Regions from separate parts of the Homo sapiens genome. Here region 1 is linked to region 2. Evidence: chromatin contacts called from ENCODE Hi-C data. All regions are on one chromosome and are shown on one strand. The core of a region is the stretch at or near the end of the contact, and the rest is flanking DNA. Distances in the headings are between cores, read along the strand shown.

Region 1 (7,067 bases), core at 2,132-4,631, 210 kb after region 2:
GGTGGTAGCCATGGGGGAAACAGAAGCAACAGATGGAGGTGAGCCTTATACGTTGTCCTAAGGATATGGACAAGGTCCAGAAGACCCCGAGGACTGGGGGATTCAGTATAGATCCACATGGTCAGATTTGCATTTTCTAAAACTCCATCTGGCTCCCCAGTAGAGCACAGATCGTCAGGGTGTGGGTTCCAGGGCTGGCCGGGAGGCCTACAGGGTGGCTGCTAAATCATCAGGCAGGAGAGGCTGGGGGCTTAGGCAGGGGTGGAGACTCCAGGCTTGGAGGGTTTTAAAGGAATGGAATGAAGAATTGGGTGGCTTGTGTCAGCAGAACCTGCTGCCTTGAGGGGGTCAGGGGATGTTGATCCCTGATGTTGGCCCTGGGAGGAGCAGGGGCGGCGGCTGCAGTTTCTGGAAGGACCACTAGGGGGAGACATGCCACAGGATTAGCATGCTCCAGACCACAGGGACCTGAATTCAAGCCCCAGCTGGGCCACTATCAGCTTAGGCAGTTGCTCAACCAGGCCGAACTTCAGTTTCCCATGAAACGGAGAAAACATACTCTTGGTTGGGGTGAGGAATAAGTTAGATAGCATAGGTAAAATGCTCAGAACGGCTCCTGGTACCTGGTAGCAGTTCTGTGGATTTTCAAGATTGCTAGGGTTATCATCACCTTTCTGGAAATGGGGGTGGCAGGAGGGCAGTGTGAGAACAAGCTCACCCAGACAGCATCCACGTGGCAGGATCAAGCCACCCAGGATTTGTGGCACACCAGTCTCCCTTAAAATGGTCACTAAGTCCCAAGTCAAATTGAGACACTGGTAACAAAGCAGTTGTTCAGAGTCTAGTTTATTCTCACACATCCCTAGGAACCAGTTTAAAACTCGAGGTACAAATGAACATGCTCCCCACCCCACTCTGAGTTTTTTGCAGAAGCAGCAGGACATGGCTCCTCTGCTAAAATAAATACAGTTCACACTCCAGGCAATAAATAAATAAATACATACATACATAAATAAATAGTCTCAATGGGATAAAAATGAGAACACAACCGCACAAGGCCAAATGGGAGCTGCACATTTCAGAAATTAGATAATTAACAATTCATCTGATGCCGCAGGAAAAGGTGAAATGCTTCTGGTCCTGGAATGTGTGAGAGATGACCCAGAGGTTTCAGAAGTTCTGCTGTTTTTGATGTCCCGAGGCTCTGTGGTGAGAAGGCCCAGAGAACGAGCTGGACGTTGGACTCAAAAGATCGCGAGGCTCAAAGTCGTCTGTTGAGCCTGCGCATTCTCAAGGGTTTTCAGATAGAACGTCAGTTTCCTCCGGAATTCATTCCAGTCACCGTCCTTGATATGGATTGGATGTCGCTATAAAGAAACCAAGAAGGTGGCATTAGGTGAGTCCAGGCTGTAATGGTGATGACCAGCTGAGGAGCAAGCCATGACGGGCATCTTGGGGGACAGCTTACCGTGGGTGCGGCCGTGGCCAGGGGCAGACATGGCAGGAGATTCTGTGGAAAGAGACCAAAGCAGATGGTCAGAGATTCCCTTGGAAAGGGAGTGGGCCCTGCTCTCCTCCCCAGAGGCAGGGCAGGGCCAACACAGGGATCCCAAACCCTCAACAGCTTCACATACTTTAAGAATGCTCTCAATTGCTGATGCGTTCTGTAAACTCTTGACAGCCCTGTTGAATGCCTCCAGGTTTGGCCTTCGAAGGTTATTTTCCTAACGGGGCAGAGAATACACTTAAGGGGGAAAGGTTACAGAGTATCCCTCCCACAAGCAGGTGGAAGTCACCCCCACAGTTTCCCAAGCCCACTGTTGGGGACATCCTCGGGTTCCCTCCTAGTCCCGTTCTTGCCTCAGGTGGGTCCCTGCCCAAGGGCACAGGCCTAGAAGTGAGTGGCAGGCAGGACCTGGTTTCCTCAAGCCCCCAGTCTCTGGCTCCATTTGAGCTACATAAAGGGCCTAGGTGGGCTGGGCGCAGTGGCTCAAGCCTGTAATCCCAGCACTTTGGGAGGCCGAGGCAGGCAGATAACCTGAGGTCGAGTTCAAGACCAGCCTGACCAATATGGTGAAACCCCGTCTCTACTAAAAATACAAAAATGGGAGTGGTGGTGCATGCCTGTAATCCTAGCTACTTGGGAGGCTGAGACAGGAGAATTGCTTGAACTCAGGAGGCAGAGGTAGCAGTGAGCTGAGATCGTGCCACTGCACTCCAGCCTGGGCAACAGAGTGAGACTCTTGTCTCAAAAAAAAAAAAAAAAATGGGTGGGGAGGGGGTACCTAGGTGGATCTTTCTGCACTTGGGGGAAAAAATATCTCCAAAAAGAAGCTCTACAAAAGACAGGGGGTTTTCCAAGGGAAGTATTTGTAGCTCAGAGGCTGATAACAGTGTTCATGCCCTGACTGAATTAAAGTCTCCTAGAAATCAAGAAGAAAATCACAGAGACCCCAGCATGGAAATGGGTGCAGCATGTGAGCTGTGAGTGCCCCAAACACAGATGGCCCAGGAACTCAGCAAAGGCTTCCACTTCTTGTTTGACCCAAGAAATGTCATGCAAAGGTGAGACAGAACAACTGCAACCAACTGGAACCATGAAAAATAACTGTAAATGATAATGCCACAGCCAATGAGGGTGGAAAACACAAACTCAATTTTTTAAGGGAAAAAGAAGCTGGCACATCTGAGGGGGAAATTTCTGTCTGTCAGTCCAGAGTCTGCCCTACCAAACACTGACCTTAAGGCCCTTGGTATTCCTCACCTAGAACTGCCTTTTCATTTTCTAATTTAAAAGTCATTTTCATTATTATAGCCATGGCTGTGGCCATGTATTGAACTCTTAAGTGCCAGATGCTGGGCCAGAACATGCACATTGTGCCATTTGATTGTCATAACAATCCCACTGAGATAGGTGCTATTAACCCTATTTTACAGATGAAGAAAGCAAGGCTAGGTAAGATGGAATGACATGGCTGAAGTCACCCAGGCAGGAAGTGGATCGGGATCCACGGGCTGAGCTCTTACCATCAGAATGTCTTGGTCTTCCCCATTGAGGTTGTTGAAGTCCTGTGGGGGTGAAGGGAGAGAAAGGCCCATGAGGCCTTTTGGCCTTAGGCAGCCACCACCCCTCACTGCTGCAGGCCAGTCTTATCCAAGCTACTCACCAGCAAAGGCAAAGGTGGCTGCTTTAAGTGTGTTATAATTTCATCGATCATGTTAGAGCAGTTAACCCAGCTTGTCTTCAAGGGCGTTGTCTGGGTCATGGGAGCTTGGAGTCCGGGGCGGACCAGGAGTTGGAGCAGGAGCAGGACGGGCAGGCGGCTCATGTTTGGATCGGCAGGAGGCACTCTGTCTTGTTCTGGTCCTTCGTGGGGCTCTGAAGAGTTGGCAACAGCCTCCCGCCTTATATGTGCAGCAGCAAGGTGCCCACAACCCCGGGCAAGGCGGGGGGAGGTGGTGGTGTGGGGCAGGCGTCGGAAGGATCTTTATCTGACATGGAACCTCCATAGAAAACCACAGACGTAATTATTCATCCATGACTTTCTAGTACTCAAGATCAGTGAAACAAGAAAAAAGATTACTTAAACGGTATCACTTCATCTTGTCAAGGAGGATGAGAGATGGGAAGCATGGCAGCAGGTGAGAGGACCCCTGTGGCAGGAAGGGGAAGCCTGACTCAGCTCACTGAGGCCTCCTGCCCAGTGGGATCTCATCTGCCATCACCTGGACTACCCTGGCCCTCTGCTGCCCGCCCTGCTTGGTCCTGGTGGGTGGCCAGGAGGCCACTGGAACAGATGAGAGTTTGTCTGGTAGCCGGTCACGCTGCTAAACATCCACGTTCAGCCTCAGGCTCTGAGAAGCACATCTCTTGGTGCCGCTTCCCAATACAGAATTACTGGTGTTCCAGTCCCCAGTGGTTTGTCCCATGGGCTTCGGGCAGCTTCTCCTTGACACTTTGTTTCTGGTGGATGGCCGAGGGCGCTCAGGCCCCAGGTGGCCATTCTCTTACTGGTCTGCTAGCAGTGGCATGGCTGTTCCCTGCGTGTGGGACTCAGCCTCTGCAGGAGGCCCGGCTGCAGCCCCTGGCAGTCCCTCTGGTAGCACCGAGAGCTGAGCTCAGGTACCTGAGGACACTGTCACTGGGAGCTGGGGGAGGGGCTGGCCTGGGAGGTTTAGGAGGCAGAATTGGCATGGTCTGAGGGGTGAGGTCAAGGGAGGAGAAAGGAGAGCAACTCCCTGGTTTCAGACTGGGCCTCAGGCTGCTGGGGCAGGGATTGGCAGGAGACAGTTGTATTGAGAGGTCTTGATCCCCGTCTGTGCTGAGCATGGATTTGCCAGGTGCAGGCCCAGTAGGCAAGGTTTGCAGAGAGGGGATGTGAGTGGGGACAGACCATGGGGAAATCCACAAGGGACCTGAGAAACTGCAGCCAGATAGGAAGCAGGAAACCCAGAAGGGCGGGGGTGGTTATCCCAGAGGGCAGCCCCTGAGAGAAGAGGGGTCCTCCTGATACGGGCCTGTCTTGGGGCCTGCCTGACCCACCCCATGGGGTAGGGGCTTTTGGTAAAGGGATGAGTGTGACAGGGGCATGTGGAAGACTTCTTCAAGATGACTGGCCCCGGGTGGGAGGGAGAGGAGAGCAGTAAGGAAAGGCCAGGGTCTGGGTCATGGTGCGGTGTGTTGTGATCAGTGTGGGGGATGCGGGATAGGAGGTTATGCTGAGGCAGCGGAATTTGGGTGCTTTGGGCTTCTGAGCATAAGCAGATCAGGTGAAGACAAGGACCAGGATGTGGCTGTGGGGAGGCAGGTGAAGAGGCTGTGACTCAAGGCCATGCTGTGAGGATGATTTCTGTAGCTGATATGCCCTCCTGGCTCAGCCCCAGGCTGGGCCCTGGACCAGGAAGAGCCCTAGGTTCTGGACCCGGAGTGGAGTCTGACAGGCACAACTCAACACACAGAGGGGAGCCTTAGCACCAGCTTGCGTACTCCGTAGGCACAATTCATTCAACAGACGTCTACAAAGCACTTGCTGTGAATAAAACAGACATGGTAACCTCCACTAGCAGCTCAGTCTTGTGAGGAGACAGATTTCCAGTCTTGCTACCCTTCCTGTGGTCCCAGACCTGCAGGTCAGCCCTGCCCGGGAGCTTGTTAGCGGTGTCAACCCTCAGGCCCCAGCCCAGACTTTCTGAATCAAAAATCGCATTTTGATAAGATCCTCAGTGATTCAGTGCATTTGAGGGGCTCTGATCTAACTACCTCAGCAATCTTAGCTCCGGTAGGGTCCCCTATTGCCCCACGGACCCAGAGTTTGTTCCTTGCATACTCAACTGTACCTTGGTGTTACTGTCTATGTAAACGTTTTGGGGACTTGTGCACAAATAATGTGATTCCTTACAGAGAAAAGCTGTATTTTTTTTAGTGTAAGTGGGCTTTTCTAGGGAATTTTAAAGTTCAATGAATTTAAAGCTGTGGAGACAAAACATTCCTGTATTTTTTTTTGTTTCTTTAAAAGTCAAGACTTTGTGTTGTAACCACACATGCACACAAAATCCTGAATAGTAGTATTGTAAATCTTGACATTTGTAGTGTTTTTCTCATTTTAAAAATGAATATATACCAGCCTGAGCAATTTGGCGAAACCTCATCTCTACAAAAAATACAAAAAATTAGCCAGGCGTGGTGGTGCACACCTGTGGTCCCAGCTACTTAGGAGGCTGATGTGGGAGGACCACCTGAGCCTGGGAGGTCAAGGCTGCAGTGAGTTGTGATTGTGCCACTGCACTCCAGCCTGGGCGTTGGAGTGAGACCATCTCTCCAAAAAAATTATATATATACACATAGTTTATTAAAGGCAAAAGAGGTTGAGGCTTCATGCTAGGAGCATTGGAGGACTTGCGGGGTTTTCAACCAGGGGAGGCGAGGTGAAGCTCAGGTGCACCTGCTGTGGGGGAAAGGATGAGAAAGTTCAAGGCAGCAGGGTGGCCAGTGAGGAGATATTGGGAGTCCTCTGGAAGACAGGTGGTGGGAAGCTGGACTAGGTAGGTTCTTACGGGGTGGAGAGGACTGGGTGAAGGGAAGCGCTCTCACAGCTGACTTCTATTGAGTGGCACTTGTGAAGTGTGGAGAACTAAGTTCTTTTCATGGCTGAACTTGTTAATCCTCATGATGAACTGTGAGGCAGGTGCTGTTATTAGCCCCATTTTCCAGATGAAGAAACTGAGTCTCAGAGAAGCTGAGCTGATGTAGCTAGGAAGTGACATCACTGGGACTGAGATAAGCAGAACAGTCCAACCCAGAGGCTGAGCACCCCCTGGGCAGCATCGGACAATGACGGCCTTAAAGGATGATGCCATGTGGCAGGAGGGGACAGCAGGGTGAGGATGAGATGTAACCACTCTGATTACTGACGGGGAGATCCCTGAGGCCTCTGGCGGAGTAGTTTCAGTGTATGGTGGGGCAAAGCCTCTGGCAGTGGGCTGAGAAGCGAGTGACGGTGAGACGGAGGGTAGAAGATTCTTTGAAGTTTTATTTTGAAGGAAAGAGGGGGATGGGGCAGCCAGAGGAGTCACAGGGTCAGAGACGCACCTTCCACACAGAAGTTTGAGCTCCTTCCTCTCTTAAGGAGGTGAGCCGGGAATGGGTGAGATGGCTGGCCGGCCAGCACAGGCAGAGCCCCACCATCAGCTGTCACGGGCTCCTCGCAGAGAGCTCAGGGAAGGGCTGCCTGGGTGGCCCAGTCCATCTGGGTGGGGTAGGTGCAGTGGGGTGGGCCTGGTTGGTCCACAGGTTTGTGGTGGGAGGGGACAATGGCTTCTGTGTTCTCTGTGAAATAGAGGTCAAGTCAGCCCCTGAGGTGGGGCTAGAAGCAATAAGGGTGGTGAGGTTTGGTGGCTTGAGCTGTGACTACCTGGAGGTGACCTTGAGGGGCTGGCAGCCTGGGGTCAGAGGGCGAGGAGGTTGGGAGGACCCAGGGCCTTGGCAGGCAAGAATATGGAATGGAAGGCCCCAGAGGCAGGGAGTGGGGCCATGGGAGGAGGCTGGGATGGGCAGGGAGGCCAGCTGG
Region 2 (6,803 bases), core at 4,146-6,645:
CTGTGGACTTGGGGTCTGGTAAGGCTTATGAGTCAGAATGCAACCAGCTAAGACCCAAGGATCAAGTGTCAGGGGTCAGAGTGGGACTGGGTGAGATTTGAGGGATCAAGGGTTAAGATGGGTTCTGGGCATGGCACCGAAGGCATCTCTGTGCTACCTGGGGGGTGGAGACACATGCAGGGTGCTCATCTGGGCTGGCAGGGTGGCCTCGCTGCTGCCATTGTGAGGGACTGGAAAGCGAGGGGGTTGTCCATATGGAGATCCCAGGCTTGGTCTGCCATCTTCTGGCCCAGTCCCGGTGCCTGAGGGCCGCCTGCTGGTTGTTGGGCTGCCGTCCTATTAGAGAGAGGCCTAAGGCACTGGGAGACCCTCTGGCCTCCAGCCATTCCTTGTTCACCCCACCCCCACCCTGCTGTGCTGTGCCAGGTGGTGGATGTCAGTTGGCTTCCTCTGCTTCGGCATCTCTGGCCTGTGGTGCTCAGCCAGGGAAGGGATTTCTGGGGAAGGGCTGGGCCTGGGGACTGGTTATGCCCCTGCAGAAATGAGAAACGTCCTTGGAAAGTCAGACACAAAAACCTGGGCAGCTGAGACTCAGCCTGGGCTTGTGAGCCCTGCAGTGGTTCTGCCCACCACCACTCAGGAAGGGACAGTACTGGGGCAGGCCTATCCCAAGAAGCCTAAGGTCTGTGTGGCTACAGCAGAGTATGTGGCCTCCTGGCAGAGGTGGCCCTGGTGCCAAGCCTTCTCACCTTCCTGAACTGTGGTGGGTACTGGGTAGGCCCATGGCTGGGAACTCAAAAAACGTAACTCCTGTCCTACAGTCAGAAAGGGTCCTTGACTGTCATGTGTCCAAGGCCCTTTGGGCAGGCTGAGGCTCAAGAGTGCCATTGTGAGGTCAGCCCCTTCTGGGCCTACACCTGTCCCCCATTTCCTGCTTTCCAGGCCACAATGAGTAGCCTTCTGCAGGCACAGCAGATGAGGGGCAGAGACCAGGCTAGGGCTCAAGGCTCTCTGCCCCACTACCCCACAGCCAGCCTGGTGCCCATGGCTGAAACATTTTGGGTGGGAGTGTCCTGAACCTGCCCCCTCAGCCATGAGGAGAGGGCAGTATCTCTGTGTGTGGGGGTCTGAGTGGGGACTGGGGATCTTTGTCCCTGCAGAGTCCAGAGCTGTGCAGTTCCCAGCTTGCAAGTGCACACAAGCACCCCACAGCAATGTAAACAGGGGCATGCACACTCTCACAATTATGCTTTAAAGACACACACACACACATAAGGACAACACATATGCACCTACCAATCTCCCTACATACAACTAACTACATGCGCATGGTTACAGAGACTTGGAGCCAGCACTGGTCACCCTGGGAATGGCCATAGTGGCCTCCATAGCTGAGACTGGGCTAGTAGCCAGAGCAGCCTGATTTTAGGATGATGTCTGAGGCCAGGCCATGGGGTAGGTCTTAGCCTCAGCCTGGGAGTGACGTGTAAACCTCCTCTGCTCTACAGTGTGGTCAGAGAGCCCAGTGTGGACAGGAAAGGATGCCTATCGTAGTGGGAAGAACCCTGGTTTGGACTTAGGAAGCTCTGAGGCATAGTTGAGCCTGTGGGGTTCTGCCCTGAGTACCCCCTGCTTTTTGTAGGGTGGGAACCTGGGGAACAGGCAGACCAGCAGTTGGGTGGGCCCCCCTCCATTTCCCCCACCCCAACAGACAAACAGGAGGGTCTTGCTGCCCAGGTGGCCCCCATCAATGCAGCAGCAACAGGAAAACCCCTATCCACATCAGGCCCAACAAAAGCCCCTGAGAAACGTGAGCGCTCTCACACGTGTGTCTGTCGGGCAAGCATGCAGGCAGGGCTGACCTCTAATGGGGACCAGATGGGCTGTGGCCAGTGGGGGTGGGGCTCAGCCTCCGGGCAGAGGCTTTGGTGGGAGGGAGGAGTTGGAGGGACTGGGACTGGGAGGAAGGAGGCCCTCACTCACCCCTACCCAGCAGGGTGCAGGGGTCCACTGCAGGGCCATCAGAGCCACTGCCCCTCCCACGGTCACCCATGCAGCTGCCTCTCTAGGCCTGAACTCTGTGGCTAGGACACACATGGCTACCTCAGTTTTAGTTTGAGTCCCAGGGTTATCCCCTAACTGGGCAAGTCTCTTCACCTCTCTGAACCTGTTTCTTTATCTATGAGCTGGGGAATGTGATGCTTTCCACATCAGGTTCCTTGTGGAGATGAAATAAGACAATTGCATAGTGCCTGGCATAAAGCACATACTTGTTGGATGAATGGCTGTCAGGGGAATTCCTGGGCCCCCAGTCCTGTATTTTCCCCCTCTGTGGGTGGTACACCTCGTACCATATGCTCCTCTGCTCTGAGAACCAGCCTGCTGCCCACTTGGTTGTTGAAGCCTCAGTGGATTTTTCAGCAGGATGGGGGTAACTACCTGCTTTGGGACACTCAACTTGGATGGAGGCAGGCGCTGAGTCCAGATGAGCAGGTGCCATCTCCTAGAGGCTCAGTTCTAGCTCTCTGCTGGTCTGGGGAGGACAGGCTGAGTGTGCAAGGACTGCCTGCTCCACCTGACTTGCTTCTCCCCATCACCTGGTTCTGAGCATAATTGCCACTCCTTCCAGAAAACCCTACTAACCCAGAAGGATAGTAATAAGTTACTATCCTTCCTCCACCCTGGGCTAGGCCAAGTGCCTCCTGTGTTCCCACAAGAGGCCTGAGAGAAGGAGGTTCTCCTATCGCCCCACAGGGAAGGTGGGCCTGAAGTTCCAGCTGGCCCTGTCCCATCCCACTCGGGGATGTGTGCCAGGGCACCTTGTGCTGGTCCTAGGGCCAACTGTGGTTTCCTCCTCCTCGATGGCTCCAGCTAGCTCCACCCCCTCCCCAACACCCCCACTCAGGCAGAGGGTGGGAGCAGCATGGGGACAATGGGCCCTGTGTCTGTGTTAGCAAGGACTCAGCCCTGCAGGGGTGGGGTGGGGGTGTTTTTGTCACCACCCATGGAGCCCATGACCTTTTAAGTACAAAAGTGGGGCAGCAGCTGAGGGGCTGCCCTGGTGCTTGTGGAAACTCCCTCCTTCTCCAGTCTGAGCCACTGGCAGCCTGGTCTTCAAGGGAGTCAATGAGAACAAGTGTGGGGGCAGGGGGAGCTGCTCTACAGTCGCCAGCCTCCCAGGCCCACCGGCCCTGAGCCTCTCCTGGAAGACTGAACCCCCTCCCCACCACGTCATCCTGGCACTGCTACCTCTGAGGGAGGCTGGGCCTCATGCATGAGCTTGAGGCCCACACCCTGCTGCTCCCCTCTGCCTGGCCTGTGGCAAACCTGGCTCATTTGTCTATGGCAACATGTACCCCTACCCCTAAGGTCTGGGGTCCATGGGGCCATCAGAGCAAGTTTCTGAGACACAGATGTGGCCATGAATCCCTGTAAGAACAGCTGAGGTCCAGGATAGAGAAGCCCAAGAGCCTTTCTGTGGCCCTGCTCCACCACCTCATCTCTCACCTCTGTCCTCTCACTCCTTCCATCTTGTCCTCCCTTCCCCTGGACCTTTCTTTTCTCTGAACTTGTGGTGCAAGACCTCACCTCTGGGCCACACTTCCTCTCCCTATACCCCTTTGCCTGCCTTACCATTCCTAGCCCTTCAGGTCTTGGCTTCAATACCCCTTCCTCCAGGAAGCACTCCTTGACTCCTTGTCTGAGTCATGTGACTACTCTGGGCTCCTTTGGCCCCTGGCTTCCCCTAGCCCAGAACTTCTAAGTGCCTTTCCCCTGCCAGAATGGGCACTGCCTGGAAGGTGGTAAGCATCTGGCTCCAGGGATGCCAGCCAGGCAGGGTAGGGAATAGAGCAAGATGGGATTGGGGTAGATAGTGAGGGAGAAGCTGGGGCACATCCTTCCCTCTGGTTCAGTGAAGCCTCTCCCTGCCTTGGCCCCTTTTCTTTCATGTTGAGAGGGTGGACAAAGGCAGGCCCAGGAGGCAATGGTCCCACATGCTGGGTCCCATGGTTCTGGCTCCATCACAGACCATCCCAGTCTCCTTGCCCAAACTCTGTGGCCCAGAGATGGCTCTGGATACCTCAGTCATCCCCACTTGGCTACTCCTTATGCCATGGCAAAACAAGGCCCTAGAATAGCCTGACCCCCTCACTCTTCTTGAGGACAGGACCAGAGATATGACTTCTATCACACACAGAAAGGTGACTGGGCAGACAGGCCTGCAGCCTAAGTTCTGCTAGAAGCACCACAGGATGGCCAGGAGAGAACTTCAGGCTTGGATAGGGCACTCAGAGGAGTGTCCCATAGCCTGAGGTCACTCCACAGCCTGAGACTGCCACCAATCTCCCCCGCTGCAAGCACAGTGACTTCTTTCTGGTCTGGCATCACTGAGCACCAGAGTGAACTCCAGCTGGCTGTGTGATAGCCGCAAACCAAGGCCTAGCCCAGATCCTGGACATCATAGGCACCTTGGTCCAGAATCCAGGATTGCCCGGAGTAGAGACAGAGCCCACACCAGGTGCTCATCATCTGAGGAACATGGGATGGGGTATGGATGTGGTCCAGAGAAAACTTCTGCTTCAGTCTCTGTCTTGGGTATCTGAGAGCCCCAGTGAGGACATTCAGTGCAGGTGAACCTGCATGCTGGCCCCTCTGCCCTGGGCTCACTCTGAGCCAGGCCAGGCCAGGCAGTGTCTGTACATACCTGGATCTCAGGATCGATGTGGATCCTGTGTGCCTGAGCCTTGCTGTCATCAGGGGCACTGGGCCAGCTCCTACCCTCAGGCCTGTGGCAGAAATTGTGATGGTCAGATATGTCTCCTACCACGCCCACCATGCCTGGGAGCCAGGATCAAGAGGGGCTGGGCTCTGGGCTGTGCCCTGCAGGTAGAAGAACACCACTCCAGTGCTTTCCCCTGTACCACAATGGTGACTGTTGTGGCAATGAGCCACAACTCTAGCTGCCATCCTCCTGGGGTAGGGCTATATGCTTCTGTCCCCATCGGCTGCCCAATCCCTCTCTAGTCTGGTTCCTGGAGAGGCTGCAGGAGAAGCCCTGTGTCTTCCCTAATCTTCCACCCTCTTCGTGGCCTACAGAAGCTCAGCTCAAAGAGGCCCAGCTTATAGCACTGCAAGCCAGGCCTCACACATTGACCAGCTAGAAGCCTATCCACGCATCCTCTGGGCATCTACAGCCTCTGGTGGGGTGTGGGGTCAGGCGTCCGTCGGCTCTGGGGTAGGTGGAATGGAGGCTCTGAGGGGTGTGTCTTTCCTCCTGCTGCTGCTGCCGGCAGAGTCATCACTGAGTCTGCCCAGCCCAGATGGGAAACAGGCCATTAGGAAATTCCTGCTTCGCCATAGAAACCAAAAGCCAAACACCACTCAGGAGGGAGAAAAACATCATAAACCTGCCATAAGCAGGGCAGGCAGGCCGAGAGGCTACGTGCCTAAGGCCCAGCCCTGTCACTCAGTAGCCCTGTGAGAAGGCAGGCCAGGAAGGGGCATGGACCCTGGACTGGCAGGTGGGTATGAGGTGAGGCTGGTTAGACCAAAGGGGAATAATGCCCTCCAACTCACCCCACGAAGCCTCCTGAGGCTTCTCAAGGTCTCATTACTGACCTAGCAGCTTGCCCCTGCCTCTTCTGCCCCCTTCAGTTGAGGGTTTTAATAATCTATCTATGCCTATGGTCCATACTCACTCTGCACTTCCTCGCCTCTGCCCATTCCTTAGTCCCTTGGAGGCTACCTCTCTACTCCAGGCCTTTGGTATTAGAGCTCTGCTGCCCCAGGGCAACACCAGCCCCATAGTCCCTGTCTCTAGCCCCCTCAACCAGGCTCCCAAGTGGGTACCCTAACTCACAGCTCTAACTGTGGCCTCTATCTACTCAGAACTCCTCTGGGATAAAGCTGGGACATCTTGTGTGGCTATTTGGCCTTCAACTTCCCTGAAGTTCTGCCCAGAAGAGCAGTACAAGCCTGACGTCTAAGGTCGAAGGGCACAAAGTACCCAGAGCCATTAATGTGGCCCAATGCATCAGATCAGAATGAAGGGCTTAATCATGTGTCAACCCCCATCCCAGGCTGGGCTCTTTAAACAAAATGACAGGCAAAGGGTAGGCTGTGCAAAGGTACCTTGGGCCACATGTGATGGACAACAGGGACTCTATCAGTGGCCTCAGTGTTGGAGTTGATGTCAGAAAGGTCCTGGACCTATAGAACATGCCCAGGAAGTGTGATTTTGCTTGGATTGTTGGATGCCTGGCTTTGGGCTCAAAGCAAAAGAAGCCCAGTGGGGAAGCTGGGCCTTTGATACACTTTTCATTCTGTGGGGGAGTTGGTGGGGGGATTAGAGCTCTCTGTACACAAGAGGGCAGATAGGGAAGCTGGTCTGGGGTAGAACCCTGGGAGTGAGAGCACAGGGTAGCTCACTCCAGCCAGCTCAACAGGCTGATTTACTGCAGAGCCCTTGCTGTGTGGGTGTGTGTGGTGGGGGCGGGGAGGAGTGTCGTTGGGGGCCAGGCATAGGTCCTGGCATAGCAGGCAAGATAGGGAGCAGAGTCAGAAAGCTTGCAGGTGGGCAAGTGTCCAGGAGAAGAAATGTTGGCTCAGAAAGTCAAGGTGGCCCTCATGTCTTGATCCCCCAGAGTCTGCATGTGTGAGGGGGCTGCAGGGCAGGACTCAGGTTTTCACTCTGACTGAGCAGGCCTGGTACATCATCACTCAATGTCCAGAGCGCAAGATGGTCCATATTTTTGGTTGAGGAAGTTATGGGCTCAAGAGATTAAATCACTTTCTGGAGCACA

What was found. Hi-C counts contacts between places; a loop is a spot of excess contacts on that map. Pooled maps may share reads with other maps.
Region 1: a loop to region 2 is called in a map with no recorded cell type, with 2.4 times the contacts of the local background. The contact joins the promoter of IL3 here to the enhancer-like site in region 2. A Hi-C loop is called at or near these places in 5 of 168 maps with a recorded cell type or tissue (CD4-positive, alpha-beta memory T cell, HCT116, MCF 10A and 2 more), 7 of 37 single-sample maps with no recorded cell type and 15 of 50 pooled maps.

The regions. Positions count from the first base shown.
Region 1 is chr5:132,056,969-132,064,035 of GRCh38, reverse strand. IL3 (interleukin 3) reads right to left here and starts at 3,381. Exons shown (of 5, transcript NM_000588.4): 1 at 3,168-3,381; 2 at 3,028-3,069; 3 at 1,635-1,724; 4 at 1,469-1,510; 5 at 832-1,367. The coding sequence starts at 3,329. The coding sequence ends at 1,245. It overlaps LOC105379174 (a long non-coding RNA gene), which reads left to right and starts at 1,324. Exons shown (of 5, transcript XR_001742531.2): 1 at 1,324-1,396; 2 at 2,428-2,565. RefSeq lists an insulator at 1-56.
Region 2 is chr5:132,264,448-132,271,250 of GRCh38, reverse strand. It overlaps PDLIM4 (PDZ and LIM domain 4), which reads right to left. Exons shown (of 7, transcript NM_003687.4): 3 at 4,706-4,787; 4 at 158-336. Among named protein-coding and RNA genes, the nearest start is that of PDLIM4, 10 kb to the right of the region's middle. RefSeq lists enhancers at 83-971, 2,145-2,254, 2,345-2,424, 4,833-5,333, 4,840-6,114 and 1 more. Within about 2 kb of position 5,395, at least 21 of the 41 ENCODE cell types and tissues checked have a DNase peak (open chromatin) inside an H3K27ac peak, as active enhancers do; they include endothelial cell of umbilical vein, where a contact is called at or near this core.